Linked DNA regions of Mus musculus: region 1 is linked to region 2. A link is a loop called in an ENCODE intact Hi-C map of the cell type or tissue named here. Cell type or tissue: heart. All regions are shown on one strand.

Region 1 (8,000 bases), 61 kb after region 2:
GCAGGCACCTGAAACCATTTCTCACACACACACACGTGCACGCACAAAATTAAAGTAAATCTTTAAAAACATTCTTAAGTAGGTCTATTCTTAGCATGGGATATAGTCTAGATTTCTTCGAACAGCATTTGCTTTTTTAAGTATTTGGGGATTTTGTTTTCTTTGGATCCGGGTTTTTGATGTGATTGTTCTGTGGTCGGAGAACACACACAGACTGTGGCTACAATTCTTTAAATATGTTTGGAAATTGCTTTGTGGCCAGCATGTGGCCAGCCTTGTGTTCATATGGAAAACTGTCGTGCAGTTATGAGCTTCTGTAACTGTTACCATATTGTTCTGTCTGGTCATTCTTAGTTGATTTATAAACTCTGAGAAGAGGCCTGTGGCAGTGGCCTCTCTGCTTTCGATGTCAGGCCTGCCTCATGCATTCTGAGTGTGCATCACTGAGAGGCTAAGCCGTCAGTGGTTGAAGAAGTAACTCTTACTATGAGGAGCGCCAGCTCTGACATTCTTTCCTAGAGGTTGGCCTTGTCTGATAAGCAGAGCGCATGCTCGGTTTGTTTTCCGCATCCTGTAATGTTTAATCTGTCTGTATATCTAACGTGATGAAGTGATAGTATTGTAGTTACCGTAGTGTGACAGTCCCTTCACTTTAGATGAGATGTTTAGTTTCTTACATGCTTTGTAAATACTCATGTGCTTGGGCTGAAGCCTGCCATCGAGTGTGCAGTTCTTAATTTTGCACAGTCTGTCTTTACTCCTTTATTTTCCTGGTTTCTTTGGGATTAATCTAGTATTATTATTTTTTAGTCTTTTATCCAGTGTGGCAATTATCGGCTCATTTTTGCTATGCTTTGTGTTTGTCTATTATTGCTCCAGAACAAGGGCTGCACATTTTTTCCTGTAAACAGACAGCTATTAAATATTTTATGCATTGTAGGCCACATGGGTACTGTTTTTCTCCATACAGATTTCTTTCCAGCATCTTTTCTTTTCAGCCAGATGCCTGCCTTATTAGGGTCTGCTAGCTACTAATTCTCTTAGTTTGGTTTTTAAGAGAAAATGTCTGTCTTTGAGAACTTTTTAATGGCATGCATTTACTTTGTGTTGGTAGAGATGCATACACACCACCATGCCTGGCTCTGTGTGTGTGCGTGGTGTGTGTGTATCTGCGTGGGTGTGGGGGTGTGGGAGTGGGGTGGGGCATGTAGGCCAGAGGGTGACTTCAGACATCTTCCTCAGTCACTCGGCACATTATTCTTTGAGGTGGGGTCTCTCTATTGAACCCAGAACTCACAGATAAGACTTAGCCAGTTTGCTCTGGGGAGTCCCTCATTTTCACTCTCAGCCCCTCCCTGGGAGTGCAGAGGAGTCAGCAGAGCCCCCCAGCAGTGCTGTGGACCCTCATTCTCTGCCTGACAGTGCTTTATCTACTAAACCATCGCCTACCCCCACTCTGGCTCTTTATTAGTTTATAACTAAATGGATTTATTCTTTAATTCACTGATCCCTTTTTCTTATGAGTAATTTGCCACCCAGTGACATTTGCATTTCAGACAATGTGCTTTCCAGTTCTTAGATTTCCGTTTCTCTTCTGGAACTTTCCATCTCTTCATTGTGCTTGTCTTTCTGTGTTCTTCAGTGTGTCAGTGACACTGGCCAGAAACATCTCTGCTCTGTTGCCTGAAGGGTCTGTCTTCCAAGTTCTCTGCTCAGTTGAACCCTGGGGTGTTGTCCTCCCTCGGTGCTGGTGTGGAGTGGATTTGGAGTTTCTTATGAGAAGAATTTGGCATTGATTTGAGATTAACTTAGGTTTAGAAATACAGACGCTCAGGGGAAGGTCGGTGTAGGACACACTGGCGTGCGTTTCCTGGGGGATGCTTGCCTCGCTGTCTTTTTGTTGCTATATATATATATGTATATCATTTTGGAAGGTTCTGAATTTTTCTCCTCAAAGGAGGCTGAGGGGTTCAGATGAGATGCTAGGGTGTTTCCTGCTGTGCACTGCACAGGACTACAGCTGAGTAGGAAATCTGTCCCGGATCAGAGAAGTGAGATAGTTCTACAGTAAACTAAATAGTTTTGCTTGGGAGATGGTTTCATCTGGGAGAGGAGTAGAGCTCCCCTCAGGGCCATATTTTCTCAGGAGTTACACATGATCGCTGCTGTGACAGACATTCTTACTGGAAATCTCACTGTCTTCTGGACAGCAACCTCACAGCACATGTTGTTCACTGTTTGGGATTTTTGTTTGTTTGGTTGGTTGTTTTGGTTTTTGGTTTTTGAGACAGGATTTCCATGTGTACACTTGATTGTCCTACAACTCACTCTGTAGATCAGGCTGGCCATGAAATAACAGATCTGCCTGCCTCTGCCTCCTGAGTGCTGGCACTAAAGGCGTGGGCCACCTGTTTCGGAATTTTTGGTTCTTAGCTTGTGAGAGGCTTCAGACAGACTTCTGAGCGAGGGGCCTTTCCCTTCCCATGCCTGCTTAAGTGTCTGTCTTTCTGTCCCATGCCAGTACTTCAGAGATAGCCTCACCTTCAGTGTCGTCACCCATGAGCCTCTGTTGACCCTTTAATTATGGATTGTATTTATTTGCATGTCCTCGTGGCTTAGATGTTCGTGGCCATGCTGGGCCGTTTGTATGAAGGCAGAGCTATGGGGCTGGAGTGGTGACTCGGTTCGTGAAGACCAGGCACTGTGGCATGACCCAGTAACCCAGTGCTACACAGATAGAGAACGGAGGAGTCCTGACCCGCTAGTTTAGCTGAATTGGTGAGCAATGAGGTCAGTGGGATTGTCTCAGTTAGTGGGGGAAAACACTCGTCATTGACCACTGGCCTCTTTGTGCATGCACACATGAACACACTCATGTAAGCATGTATATAAAAACACACACACTACAGTCGGAAGTGAAATAAACACATTTTTTTCCTCCTTCATTTAGCTGGAATGATCAATCATTCAGGTCTTAGAGTGAGCTTCTCTGCGGTTGAACACCAGCTTTTAATTTTGGTTTTCCTCTTGGAGTTAAGTGAATTAAGGGAGATACTGACCTTTAGCCTAGTTCCCACATCCCCACAGCACATGTGCTATGTATCTAGATAAAGGACTGATTTCCTTGATTTGTATTAGTAATGCCTCTGGGACCTAGCTGGACTAAAGTTGAATTCATCGTCTGGTCTCTGGAAGTCAGCTGCCTGCTGCTGCCCTGCCCCCAGCCCTGCTCCAGTCATCCTCTGCGCGAGCGCACACACACACACACACACACACACACACACACACACACCCCTGCAGTCCAGCTGCCTGCCGAGAGATGTGTTTATACGCTAGTGACCTTCCACATCCTTTCTGCTATTGTTGTTTGAGGCAGTCTCTCTGTGTAGCACTGGCTGCCTTTGAACTTGTTACATAGATAAGGCTGACCTAACTCACAGAGATCCTCCTGCCTCATCCTTGGGAATGTTGACATGGAGGGGAACAGCAGGTTTGGGATAAGGTGCTGGCTGTGTGGACTCAGCGTGCTTGTACTACGGAACAGCCAGGTTTACTTAGTCCTCCCCCTGCGGAACACAGGGACCAGCCCAGGGCTCGTACTGCCACCAGCTTCCACTGTTGGTAGGGGGTGGGGATGGGGTGGGGTGGGGGGCTGGTGGGGGTGTTTGGGATTGTTTTGTTTTTATTGTTATTGTTTGTTTTTGAAACCAGGGTCTCATGAAGCCCAGGCTGGCTGGAACTAACTGATCCTCCTGCCTCTGCCTCTCAGTACTGGAGTTACAGGCATGCTCTCGGACACCCATCAGCTCCACTGTGGTTTTATATTTGTTTGGTTTTAGATGTGTTTATTTAAGTCTGTGTGTATGAGTGTTTTGCCTGCTTGCATGTAACTATGTCTGTATCCCACATGCATGCCTGGTATCTGCAAAAGTATCTGCATAAGAAGGTGGATCCCCTGGATCTCCTGGAACTGCAGTGATGGCTGGTTGTGAGCCACCATGGGCGCTGAGAGCCACACCCAGGTCCTATGCTAGAGCAAAAATGCTCCTAACCACTGAGCCATCTCTTTAGCCCCTGCACTGTGTTTTAAGGGGATTAAAGGTGTTAGAAACCCCATTTGTTCATGGGTTAGTATGAAAATCCCAAGACTGAGGTAGAAGGCTGTTCTGAGTCCAAAGACTACAACCTAGACTATATAGTGGGTGCCAGGGCACTCAGAGTTGGTAGTTGTTTTCTTTTGTTTTGTTTTGATCTCTAATCATACTCTTTTACAAAGACACTATAAAATGAAGACATGAAAACTCTATGCTGAAGGATGAGAAATATTTACACTAAGCTTATGACCAAGACACATAGCTCCTTAAGCTCAGATATGGCTTCTAAAGTGGGGAGACAGAGCAAGACTGACCTATCTTTATTGCTCCTCTCATCCAAAGCAGAGGGGCTACCCTGCCTAAAAGGCTGGCAACTCAAGGCCAGGCCAGCCCTAGAAAACCCTAAAGGACAGAACAGAAACCGTTTAAATGTTCAAGTGAGGGATGCAGGCACATTGGAGATGCTCCTCCAGGATGCACAGCTAAAGGCTAGAAATGAGGGGACTGGAGAGATGACTCAGAAGTTCAGATCACTGGCTGCGCTTTCAGGACCTGGATTCAGTTCCCCACACCCACATGGTGGCTCACAACCACCTGCAACCCCAGATCTACAGGATCTGAAACCTTCATCTGGACTTGGCAGGTACCACATACACATCTGATACACAGCCATATAAACAAAGCAACTAATTTTTTTAAGATCAGAGGTGAAGGTGGCAATTATAGAAAATTCACACAGGAGGAACAAAATGGAGGACTGTCCAGTGAATAATAGATGCCTCCAAAGGAGAGACCAGGGTGATGGAAAGCTTTCACGCTGGCTTTGACCTGACAAGGACGAGCTCTCACTGATTCTAAGGAGTCCTGTGAGAAGATAGCAGGACCTAGAGAGACTGGGGTTGTGTTTTACATTCCAAGGACCTTGGTATCAAGGTAAAAAGAAAAGGAGGAGGGAGGACCAGGGAGGAGCTGTCAGCGAACCAGAATAGTCCTGGCTGCAGCTCTCTCACTGGGAATAATAAATGTTAGAAACGACATACGTGGCAGTGGTTTGTCACTGTCACTGTACAATTAATGTTTTTACTAGCTTTTGAGAGTAGAGTGTATGTATCATGTCCCTTAGCCTCTGGTTCCCTTACATTTATTAATTTTCAGTTTTCAACACATGATCTGGGTGTACAGACTTAATTGTGCAGGAACTCACTATAAACCCAGGCTAGCTTCAAACTTACAATCCTACTGTCTCAACCCTCTGAGGACTGGGATCGTAATGAGTGCCACCATGCCCCACCCACTGCCTCTTATAATTTTTCTTTTCTTTTTATTTTTTTTACAAAATGTGTATGTGAGTGTCTTGCCTGCTTGTGTGTCTGTGTACCACATGTGTATAGAGTTCAGGACTCTGATCCCTTACGACTGGAATTTTCTCCATGGTCGGGCCCCTGGTTACTTTATCCAGTCCCAAGTGGTCAGTCTTAAACACATGTACATACAAGTAACACCAAATGGACTTAGTTTTATGTGTACATATATGTAGTCATATGTATCCCTAGCCTCTTCACAGAGCGCTGGGGAGCTGGGCCAGGATACCGGTCTCCATGTGGCACTGGCTGGTACTCTGGAGCACTCAACAGTTAGAGTAACGCTGCTGTCATCCTTGATAAACACGGTCCAGCACACTGATCTTGAGCCGTAGTCTTCAGAACCTTATCCTGGGAGCTGGAGAGATGGTTTCACAGCTAAGAGCGCTGGCTGCTCGTCCAGACGACCCAGGTTCAATTCCCAGCAACCACATGGTAACTTACAACCGCCTGTTACTCACTCCAGTTCCAGGGAGGATCTCTTCCAGACTCCATGGGACCTACAGAGTGTCCTACACAGATATACATGCAGGCAAATCACACATACACATAGAATGAAAACAAGCAACAAAGTATGTAGGCCAAGTTTGCCCCAAACTCTCAGCTTTTCCTCTCTTTCTGCCTCTTAAGTTCTGGGATTAAAAGCATGTCCCACCATCCTGGGCCCCAATTCAAAGTCTTACTGCTGAATTTTGTGTATTGATAGTTCATTCTGTGACAGGAAAATTTCTCTGTGTAACAGTAGCTTATCGTCCTGATTGAAGCACAGTTTGACTCATCTTCATCCAGCAGTTAGGGCACTAAAACTTTGAATTTGTATTAAAGACATTGTGGGAGTAGATTTTTTGTATTCCTGTGCTGATTAATTCATTTATCTCCATTTTATAGGAAGCATGATCATTTTCCTCGTTGTTTCCAGACAGGACAAGACTGTTGAGCTTTCTAAGAACCCAATTTGATATGTACACCACCAGAAAGCTTGAAGTCAGATGAGAACATGTAAACACGCATGTTAGCAGCTGTTAGCATTTCTGTTTTGGAGATAATGAGCCTCTTCTGGGTCATACAAGCCCAGAGGGACCAGGAATGTGAGCTTCAAAGCTGCCTTCCTTCCCGTACTGTCATTGCTGGCTGCCATTGTGTTTTCTCTGCCTGTGAAAACACCAAGTCATAATTCCTCAAGAGAAAAAGCAGTAAAAACAATGAATTCTATTCCTGATGAGCGGCAGGCAGAGCACGGACTGTTGGTGAGAGTCTGTCAGGGACGGAAATGAAAACTAACCCAGTCTACACAGAATTATGTATAAGTGGAGGGAAAAAAAGCAGGAATTGTAGTAGTGAGTTTAGAGAAAGAAGGGTGAAGAATAAAGGTTATTCTAACCTCCAGCAAAATTTGAATTTATGGCCTTGGATGTGAAGAGACTGTGAGACCAATCTTTGGCCTTTGCAGTTAAAAATATGGGGTTGGGCTGTAGCAAGTGATGTATGTAGTACCTGTCTGAATATGCCAAGCCCTGGGTTCTATCCAAAGTACTGCAAAGTAAGCATAAAGTACAACACAGTACCTGTATGTTGAAAAAAAAACTACACCTAGAAGCGACACTTTATCTAAGGTGTTTAGTTCCAGGTGCAGAACCTGAGCACCAGCATTTAGTGATTTATTGCTGGCTGTTGCATAAAGCTTTCTCGCTGTAAGGTTTTGGGTTTTTTTTGTTGTTGTTGTTTATTTATTTTTTAGGTTAAAGAGGTTGGAGGTCATTACTTACAGGTAATCATGTGGACCAGTTGTTACCAGAGCATGTTTCATTGGAATGTTCTGTAAGGCTGCTTGTGCCCTACAAGGACAGAGTTGGACACTGGGACAGAGATTCTGTGGCCCCACAAAGCCTAAAATATTTATATGTTTATTCTCTGTTACATAATATAGTTATTCTTTGCCTTCTGTGTTCCGTGCCTTCACAAATGATATATTCTCTCATTCATTCATTCATTCATTCATTCATTCATTCATTCTCTCTCTCTCTCTTTCTCTCTCTCTCTCTCTCTCTCTGCCTCAAGGAGGAGGCATCAGGGCACAAACATTTGTTTTAAGTTATTGTTTTATTTTCTTCCTTAGAAGATTTTCCATGGGGCTGGAGAGATGGCTCAGCGGTTAAGAGCACTGACTGTTCTTCCAAAGGTCCTGAGTTCAATTCCCAGCAACCACATGGTGGCTCACAACCATCTGTAATGGGATCTGATGCCCTCTTCTGGTGCGTCTGAAGACAGGGACAGTGTACTCATATACATAAAATAAGTAGTTCTTTAAAAAAATAAAAATAAGAAAAGAAGGAAGAGGAGGAGAAGAAGAAAGATTTTACCTGTGTTTGTGGGTTGGGGCTGGGGTGCCCACAGCGGCTAGAAGAGGGTGTGGATCCCCTGGAGACTGAACTCAGAAGAACAGCACGAACTCTTAACTGCTGAGCCATCTCTCCAGCCCCCTCATGGGATTCTTTTTCTTTTCTTTCTTTCTTTTTTTTTTTTTTAATGTGTGGATGCTTTGCTC
Region 2 (8,000 bases):
GCTGGCCTCAAACTAACAGCTGCTTATCTCTGCCTCCCAAGTGCTGGGATTAAAGGTGTGCGCCACCACTGCCCTGCAAGGGTATCTGGTCTTATGTTGAGGTCTGTAACTGATCCCATGTAGAGCTGAGTTTTGTGCAAGGTGGTAGGTATGGATCTATTTTCATTCTTCTACATGCAACTCTCCAGTTTGACCAGAGCCATTTGTTGAAAATGAAGTGTATATTTTTGGCTTGTTTGTCAAAAACCAGGTGTCTGTTGATATTTGGAATTATGTCTGCATCTTCAGTTCAGTGTCATTGATGAGCATGTATGTTTTTATGTCAATACCATGCTGGTTTTTTTAAAGACATACTTTCTTTTGACATGTTTTTTAAAGATATACTTCTGAATCACAGTGTTGTTTGTTTGTTTGTTTGTTTGTTCGTTTTTTAAAAAAAGATTTATTATGTATACAGTGTTCTGCCTCCATGCCAGAACAGGGCACCAGATCTTATTATAGATGGTTGGGAGCCACCATGTGGTTGCTGGGAATTGAACTCAGGACCTCTGGAAGAGCAACCAGTGCTCTTAACCGCTGAGCCATGTCCCCAGCCTGTTTTTATTGTTATAACTGTAATACAACTTGAAATATGGAATGGGACGTTCTTATGGGTTTGCCCTTATATGGAACTTGGTCTTTTCCCTCACAGCTTTCAATATCCTTTCTTTGTTCTGTATGCCTTTTGTACCTGATAGGTGTCTCTTTCTTTAGACTGGGGAATTTTTCTTCTATAATTTTGTTAAAATAATTTTCTGGGCCTTTATACTTATTATTTGTAGATTTTGGGTTTCATAATGTTCCAGATTTCCTGGATGTTTAATGCCTAGATTTTAAATTAAAAATTTTTTTAGATTTAACTTTTTTGATTGAGCTACCCATTTCTTTTATCTTGTCTTCAAAACCTGAAACTCTGTCTCCATGTCTTTTTGGGTTTTTGAGACAGGGTTTCTCTGTGTAGCCCTGGCTGTCCTGGAACTCACTCTGTAGACCAGGGTGGCCTCGAACTCAGAAATCCACCTGCCTCTGCCTCCCGAGTGCTGGGATTAAAGGCGTGCACCACCACGCCCAGCTTACTTCCTGAGTTTTTGCTTTGGGTTTTATTTGAGTCTGGCTTCTCTCTAGGGATCTGTTTATTAAATTCCACTTCCACATCCCACATTGTTGTCATTACTTCAGTCACCTGGGTGTTCTCACGGTCTTCACTAAGACATTAATTCACATCCTCTTTAAGGGCCTTGAACATATTTATCCTTGTTCTGAAGTCTTTGTCTTGTGCTTCAGTGACATTGCTTTCCCTAGACCTGTTGCTGCCTTCGGGAGGAGGCACATTGTCTTGGTTGTTCATGTATATGGAGTCATGTCGCTGCCGATGCTTCTTGGTGTAGATATTGGGTCTTGCCTTTGTCTTGTGGGTGTTCTGTTCTTAGTTACCGTTGCTCTAGTCTTTGACCTAGCCAAGTGTAGTGGCTGTGGGGTCCCTGGTAGATAGCATGTCTGTGGGGGGACACAAAGGAATGGGGGTGTGCCAGGAGGGATGGTCCCCTTGGGACTTGGTCTCCTGCTGCCCCTTCCAGCCATTCCTTCTAAAAATTGGCTCTCGTTCAGTGAAGAGGTTTTACTTGGGCTAAAGATGTAGCTCAGTTGCTAGAGTGCCGGCACTCATGCTTTCCCAGCACTCATGTGGCTCACAACTATCTTTAACTTCAGTTGTAAGGAATCTGATATGCTCTTCTGGTCTTAGGAGGCATCAGACACACAAGTAGTACACATGTAGGCAAAATGCTCATACACATAAATTAAAATAAAATTAAATAAGTTAATTAATTAAAATACAAATAAATTAAAAATTATAAAGAGTATTTTCTATTTATGTGTATGTGTACCTGTGTCTTGTGTGTGTGTCTGCATGAGTGTACATGTGGCCTGCAGAGGCCAGAGGAGGCTGTTGGATTCCTTGGAACTGGAGTTGCAGGTGGTTAGGAGCTGTTATTGGTTCTGGGAACCCCACCCAGGTCCTCTGCAACAGCAACCAGTGCTCTTAAGCACTGAGCTGTCTTCTCTTCAGCTTCTCTTTTCCTACTCGTCAGACTCCTGTTCTGGATTCTTCGGAGACAAGTGGGACTATGTGTTAGCTGGCTCTCTCTTGCTCTAACAACATACCTGAGACAATCAGCTTACAAAGAAGAAAGGTTTATTTTGCCTCATGGTTTCAGACTCAGTCCAAGTACACATGGCCTGTTGCTGTGGGCCTGTGACAATGATCATGCTATGAACTGTTCATCTTGAGAAACTAGGAGCAAAGGGAAAAAAGACCAGGGTTCCAGCACCCCCGTATCTGAATCCTCCTCTAAGCCCCACCTATTAACAGGTCTTCCGTCTCCCAGTAGTGCCATAGGCTGGGGACCAAACCTTCCACACACAGCATTTGAGGGGCGTTTAAGATCCAAACAATGTGGCATGTGTTAGCTGGGAGGCTTTCCGCCTGGGAATGCCTCTTGCTAGGATTGTAGTGAAAGTTGTAAGATGTCATGCTTGTAAAATTCCTAGTGTGCCTACAGTCCCACAGGAGGCCCCTACAGAGTTCTGGTGAGTGGCAGGGTAAGGAGAACTAAGGCAAGGTAGAATCTGTGCATCGGCCGGGGATAGAGACCGTGCTGCTCAGGAAAGCAGCGTCAAGTGATTGGGCGACACCACTCCAGTGACAGAGGTGCTTGTTGTGAAGTCCACGAGTTTATCTAGGGCCCTGCCACCCCCTAAAGGTGAATTTCTTTGCACATCCAACATATTCATGGATGGATGGGAATGGAAATAGGTTAGGATTTTCCTTAATTAAAAAAAAAAAACCAAGCTGGGCGTGGTGTTGGTACATAACCCTAATTCCAGCGCTGAGGACACAGAGGCAGGCAGATTTTTGTGTGTTGGACCAGCCTGCTCTACATAGTGAGTTCCAGGACAGCCAGGACTACCAATCTCCAGAGGGGGTGGGGGAGGGAGGGAGGGACAGATAGATGGACGGATGGACAGACAATCTGCTTTTTTGTGTGCCTGCTCTGGCTTGGTCTGGGATTTGGCCTGGTGTCATCCTACTGTGGATCTTAGATGAGGCCCTGGCTGGCTCAGGACCAAGTGCTGGGCTGGCGCTGTGGACTGCATGGCCCGGGTGGGCTGTGATGGGAGACTCACTTCCTAACTCCTGACAGGCTTCCTTTCCCTTGTAGATGGTAGAAGAGAGTGAAGAACGGCTCACAGAGGAGCAGATCGAAGCCCTCCTGCACACTGTCACTAGCATTCTGCCTGCAGGTCCAGAGGATGAACAGAGCAAAAGCACTAGCAATGACGTGGCTATGGAAGAGGAGGAGCCAGCATAGATGTGCAGCTGGCCAAGTTGTTCGTGAAGCTCAAAGCTGCAGCAGCCATTTCCTGGATGTTCAGAGAACTCTTTATTTGGCCTGACCCCCTCTCTCAGTATGCCTGATCTCAGGATTTGTTGGGGGAAAAAAATCACAAAAATAAGATGAAAAGAAATCTTTGTGCTTTGGGGTCAGAGCAGGGCAGGGGCTAAGATGGGGGAGCAGGACTGCAGCTGTCTGGGGTAGAAAGGCTTGTGTGGCCTGTGCCGCACATGCACACAGTGGGAGCTCGTCAGGCGCTTTGATGACTGTTGTAGGCAATGTCAGGCACTGCTGGGTAGAATGGAGCTGGGAGAACGGACTCAGATGGTCACCAGCTCTCAGAGCTGCACACAGCTGCTCTAGGGGAAATGACCCAGAGCTTAGCTCACTGTAGAGGAATGTCCTTGGCGGAATAGGAGATAAGAGAAAACTCCAATCTGAGCCTAGCCTGGTGTACACACCTAATGTGCATGCATGTCACACACATACAAAGAAATTAGTCCAATTTCTGTGGCAAAACCCACAACTCTATAGCCTGGGTGAGTGACAAGAAAAAGAGGCTTATCTTGACTCCTGGTTCCGGTCCAAGGTCAAAGGGCATCTGGATATGGCCCTCTTGTTGCCAGAGTACCCAGGTAGCATAGGCTAGCATATTACAAAACACGAGAAGCGTTTGTTTTCAGAGTCTCTTGCAGCCCACATTGACCTTGAACTTATTATGCGGTCCCTTCTGTCTGTCCTCATCAGACATCTTATGATTCTTCTGCCTCAGCCTCCTTAATGCTTGGATTCAAAGTGTATGTCACTCACTTAGGAGGCGGAGGCCAGCCTGGTCCACAAAGCAAGTTCCATGCCAGCCAGCGCCACACAGACCCTGTCTCATAAAAATAAAAATAAACCAACAAAAAACAGCATGTGCCACCATACCTGGTATGTTTGTGTGTTGTAGGGAAGGGAGGGAGGAAGTTCCTTTTGGGCGTTTTGAGATCTCTTTTTAAAGCATTTTGTGTGTGTGTGTGTGTGTGTGTGTGTGTGTGTGTGTGTATGTGTGAATGCAGTGCTGCTATAGGACAGAACAGCATGGCAGTTGAATCCCCTGAAGCTGGAGCTACAGGGATTGTAAACTGCCCCAAGGGCTGGGCAGTTTACTTGGTGCTTTGCACTGAAGCATCTCTCCAAGTCCTGATAGGATCATACTTTGTTGCTCAGACTCTAGACTTGAGGCATCCTCCTGCTTCAGCCTCCTGTGTCTGCCACCACACTGGACTGCCTGCCAACCTTTGAGTACCAGCCTTTTTTTTAGGTTGAAATACTTATTCTTTCTTTTTTTTTTTTTTAAAGATTTATTTATTTATTATATGTAAGTACACTGTAGCTGCCTTCAGACACTCCAGAAGAGGGAGTCAGATCTCGTCACGGATGGTTGTTAGCCACCATGTGGTTGCTGGGATTTGAACTCCAGACCTTTGGAAGAGCAGTCGGGTGCTCTTACCCACTGAGCCATCTCACCAGCCCCCCTTATTCTTTAATTTTAGAATTGTATTACTGTTTGTGTGTGTGTGTGCCTGCGCGCGCGCATGCACATGTACATGTGGATATTCGCATACCATGGCCACATGTGAAGGTCAGAGGATGTCCTTTGGGAGTCAGTTCTTTCCATTCAGTCTGAGATCCGGGTCATCAGGCGTGGGCAGCAAACACCTTTACCCATGCTATTGCTTCTTTTTCTGCTGCTGAGGTAAAGGCAACTTAGGGAGAGTTTATTTTGCCTTATGGCTCCAGAGGTTTAAGAGACCATGTTGGCAGAGCCCAGGCACAGGAGCAGGAGCAGGAGGAATCTGAGGGCTCACATCTTGAACCACAAGCATGAAGCAGAGAGAGCAAACAAGAAATGGCATGGTATCTTTAACTTTCAAAGCTTGTTTCCAGTGACATACTTCCACCAAGGCTGCACCTCCCCAAAGAGCACCACCACTGGGGCCAGATGTTCAGAACTCCGAGACCTCCGAATGATGGCAGATATTCAACACACCGTACCCACTGGGTCACGCTACAGCCCCAGCGATGATTAATCTTTTTGCTTGTGTGTCTGTCTGTTTTATTTTTGCCTCTCTAGTCCTGGGATTAAAGGAATGCACCCCTATCCCCAGCTAAGGATTAACTTGATAGTCAGCTTGTTGGGATGGAGAAAGATCTGGAAGTTTAGAGAATCACAGCTCTGGGTGTTTCTGTGAGAGTGTTTCCAGAGAGATCACAAAGCCTGAGCTAGGCCTAATCCCTTGATGGGTTAGATGTGAATGGGTTGTTGGGGCATATTAAAACTCCCCTGGGAGGAAGTAGGCCACAAGGGACAAAGCTTGGTGGCTGTTTGGCCTGTCCTCTTCCTGTCATTTTTTTCCCCTTTGCTTCCTGTTTGCTACCCAAACTCTCACCACTACAATGCTATGCCTGACCCTAGGCCCAGAAACAGCCAGCCCAGCAGCTGCACACGGACCTTTCTGGAACCAGTGCCAAGATAGGCCTATCCTTCCATATATTGTTTTGTCACGCTTTGGCTACAAAAGTCTCCAGTATGGAGAAGCAGTGCTTAGTGGCTCATGTGCATTGTCCCTGAGTCGTATATGGAAGCACTGAAGCTGATATCGAGAAAGAATGGCTTGAGGACTCAAAGCCAGCGAGCTGCAGAAAAGGGGGCATACACTCTGGGACTACTGTCTGCTCCAGATGTAGACCCCACAGGCTGGACTGTCAGGCCTATCTATTACCAAGCTTGCTTCTCTGCCTGGTACCCATCCCTTTTCTGATTTCCCTTTTGGGTTCCTGAATACTTTTGAAAGCAAATGAAAGGGGTTGTTTTCATTAGGGTTTCTATTGCTGTGACCAAACACCAATATGGCCAAAGCAACTTATAAACTTGCAGGTTATAGACCATCAGTGAGGAAGTCAGGCAGGAACAGATGCAGAGGCATGGAGGAACACTCATTGATTGCTCCCTCCTGGTTTGCTCGCTGTGATGGTTTGTATATGCTAGACCAAGCACATGGCACTATTAGAAGGTATGGCCTTGTTGGAGTGGGTATGTCACTGTGGGTGTGGGCTCTAAGACCTCATCCTAGCTGCCTGGAAACCAGTATTCTGATATCAGCCTTCAGATGAAGATATACAACTCTCAGTTCCTCCTGCACCGTGTCTGCCTAGATGCTGCCATGTTCCCACCTTGGTGATAATGGACTGAACCTCTGAACCTGTAAGCCAGCTCCTTAAATGTTGTCCTTATAAGAGTTGCCTTGGTGGCTGGGCAGTGGAGATGCATGCCTTTAATCCCAGCACTTGGGAAGCAGAGGCAGGCAGATTTCTGAGTTCGAGGCCAGCCTGGTCTACAGAGTTCCAGGACAGCCAGGGCTACACAGAGAAACCCTGTCTTGAAAAGGTCATGGTATCTGTTCACAGCAATAAAACCCTAGCTAAGACACTCACCTAGTTTTTATTTTTTTAGTATCCAGGACCAACAGCCAAGAGACAGCACCACTCAGTGATGGGCTAGGCCCTCCCACATCAATTATTAATTAAGAAACTGCATTACAGACTTGCATATAGAAAAAAAATTATAGGGGCATTTTCTCAATTGAGATTCCCTCTTCTTAAAGGAGTCTAGTTGTATTAAGTTGACATAAAGTTAGCCAGCACAAGGGTTGAGCGCAGGCAATCCTGGGGCTGGAGGCTATGATGCACTGGGTGGGTCTGTTCTTCATTCTGTAGTCAGTTCCTGGATAGAACTATAGCTATTCCTGCTTAAAGCTTCATCAGTCACCAACATGTCTTGGGTCATAGTTGAGTTGGCAGTCTTATTTACAGAATCAGAAGTTCCAAGTTCTGCAGGGCAGGCTAGGGGAACCTGGAAAGCTGGGACACTCCAGGTGAAATATTCCAATTCTACCCCTGTGAGGGCCTCAGCTGGGAGAGTCAGGGCATGCATAGTCAGGGTGGGGTCCTGGGGCAAGGAGCCAATGTCCTGAGTCATAGAGGGGCCACAGAGTCAGGGCTAGAGCAAGGCACACAAAGCAAGAACTGCTGAAGGAAAGCCAGGGGCTGAACTATTGTGGAGGAAGTTGGCAGCTGTAGGCAAGGTCCCAGTAGGGATCCGGATCAAGCCTGGAGCCAAGAACCAACCTGGCAAGGCAAGATCTCAGGGACTGCGATGGGAGAAGCTGACCTGTGTCTAGATCCCCAGAGCTGCTAACCTGTGCTCAGGGTGGACAGTGGCCTGAGGCTGGTGGATTGATTGGCCCAGGGCTGGAAGCGCTCAAGACTAGGAACTGATGGGGTGACACTCAGGCTCCACGGACAGTGTTCAGCACTCAGCTATGGTGGATGCTCAGGTCCATACCTACTCCTTGCTCTAGAAAGACCCAGCTTCCGTGTCTCATCAGCTGCGGCACCTGAAGCTACAGCTCCTCTGTGGTGCCTTGGCTGGCTCTCTCTATGGAAGACAACTTTGAGGGTCAAGACCCTTTCTCACTCCCAGACACTGTTCTATGTCATAGCCTTTTGTTTTCTTTTTAGAAT

The links. Hi-C counts contacts between places; a loop is a spot of excess contacts. Peaks named below come from ENCODE experiments on the same cell type or tissue, not always from the same donor. Only the 100,000 strongest peaks of a DNase experiment are listed, where the experiment ranks them.
Region 1: a loop joins it to region 2, with 2.0 times the contacts of the local background. A loop is called at or near these places in 25 of 42 quality-filtered maps.

Annotation. Positions count from the first base shown.
Region 1 is chr5:130,117,873-130,125,872 of GRCm38, forward strand. All of the region lies in intron 3 of Tpst1 (protein-tyrosine sulfotransferase 1), which reads left to right. Among named protein-coding and RNA genes, the nearest start is that of Kctd7, 23 kb to the right of the region's middle. In heart, no CTCF peak of the experiment used is centred here; a DNase peak (open chromatin) is centred at 3,239.
Region 2 is chr5:130,056,445-130,064,444 of GRCm38, forward strand. Crcp (calcitonin gene-related peptide-receptor component protein) reads left to right here. Exons shown (of 6, transcript NM_007761.2): 6 at 3,261-4,343. The coding sequence ends at 3,410. Among named protein-coding and RNA genes, the nearest start is that of Tpst1, 19 kb to the right of the region's middle. In heart, no CTCF peak of the experiment used is centred here; DNase peaks (open chromatin) are centred at 3,347, 3,757, 5,857 and 7,507; H3K27ac peaks cover 1,607 bases.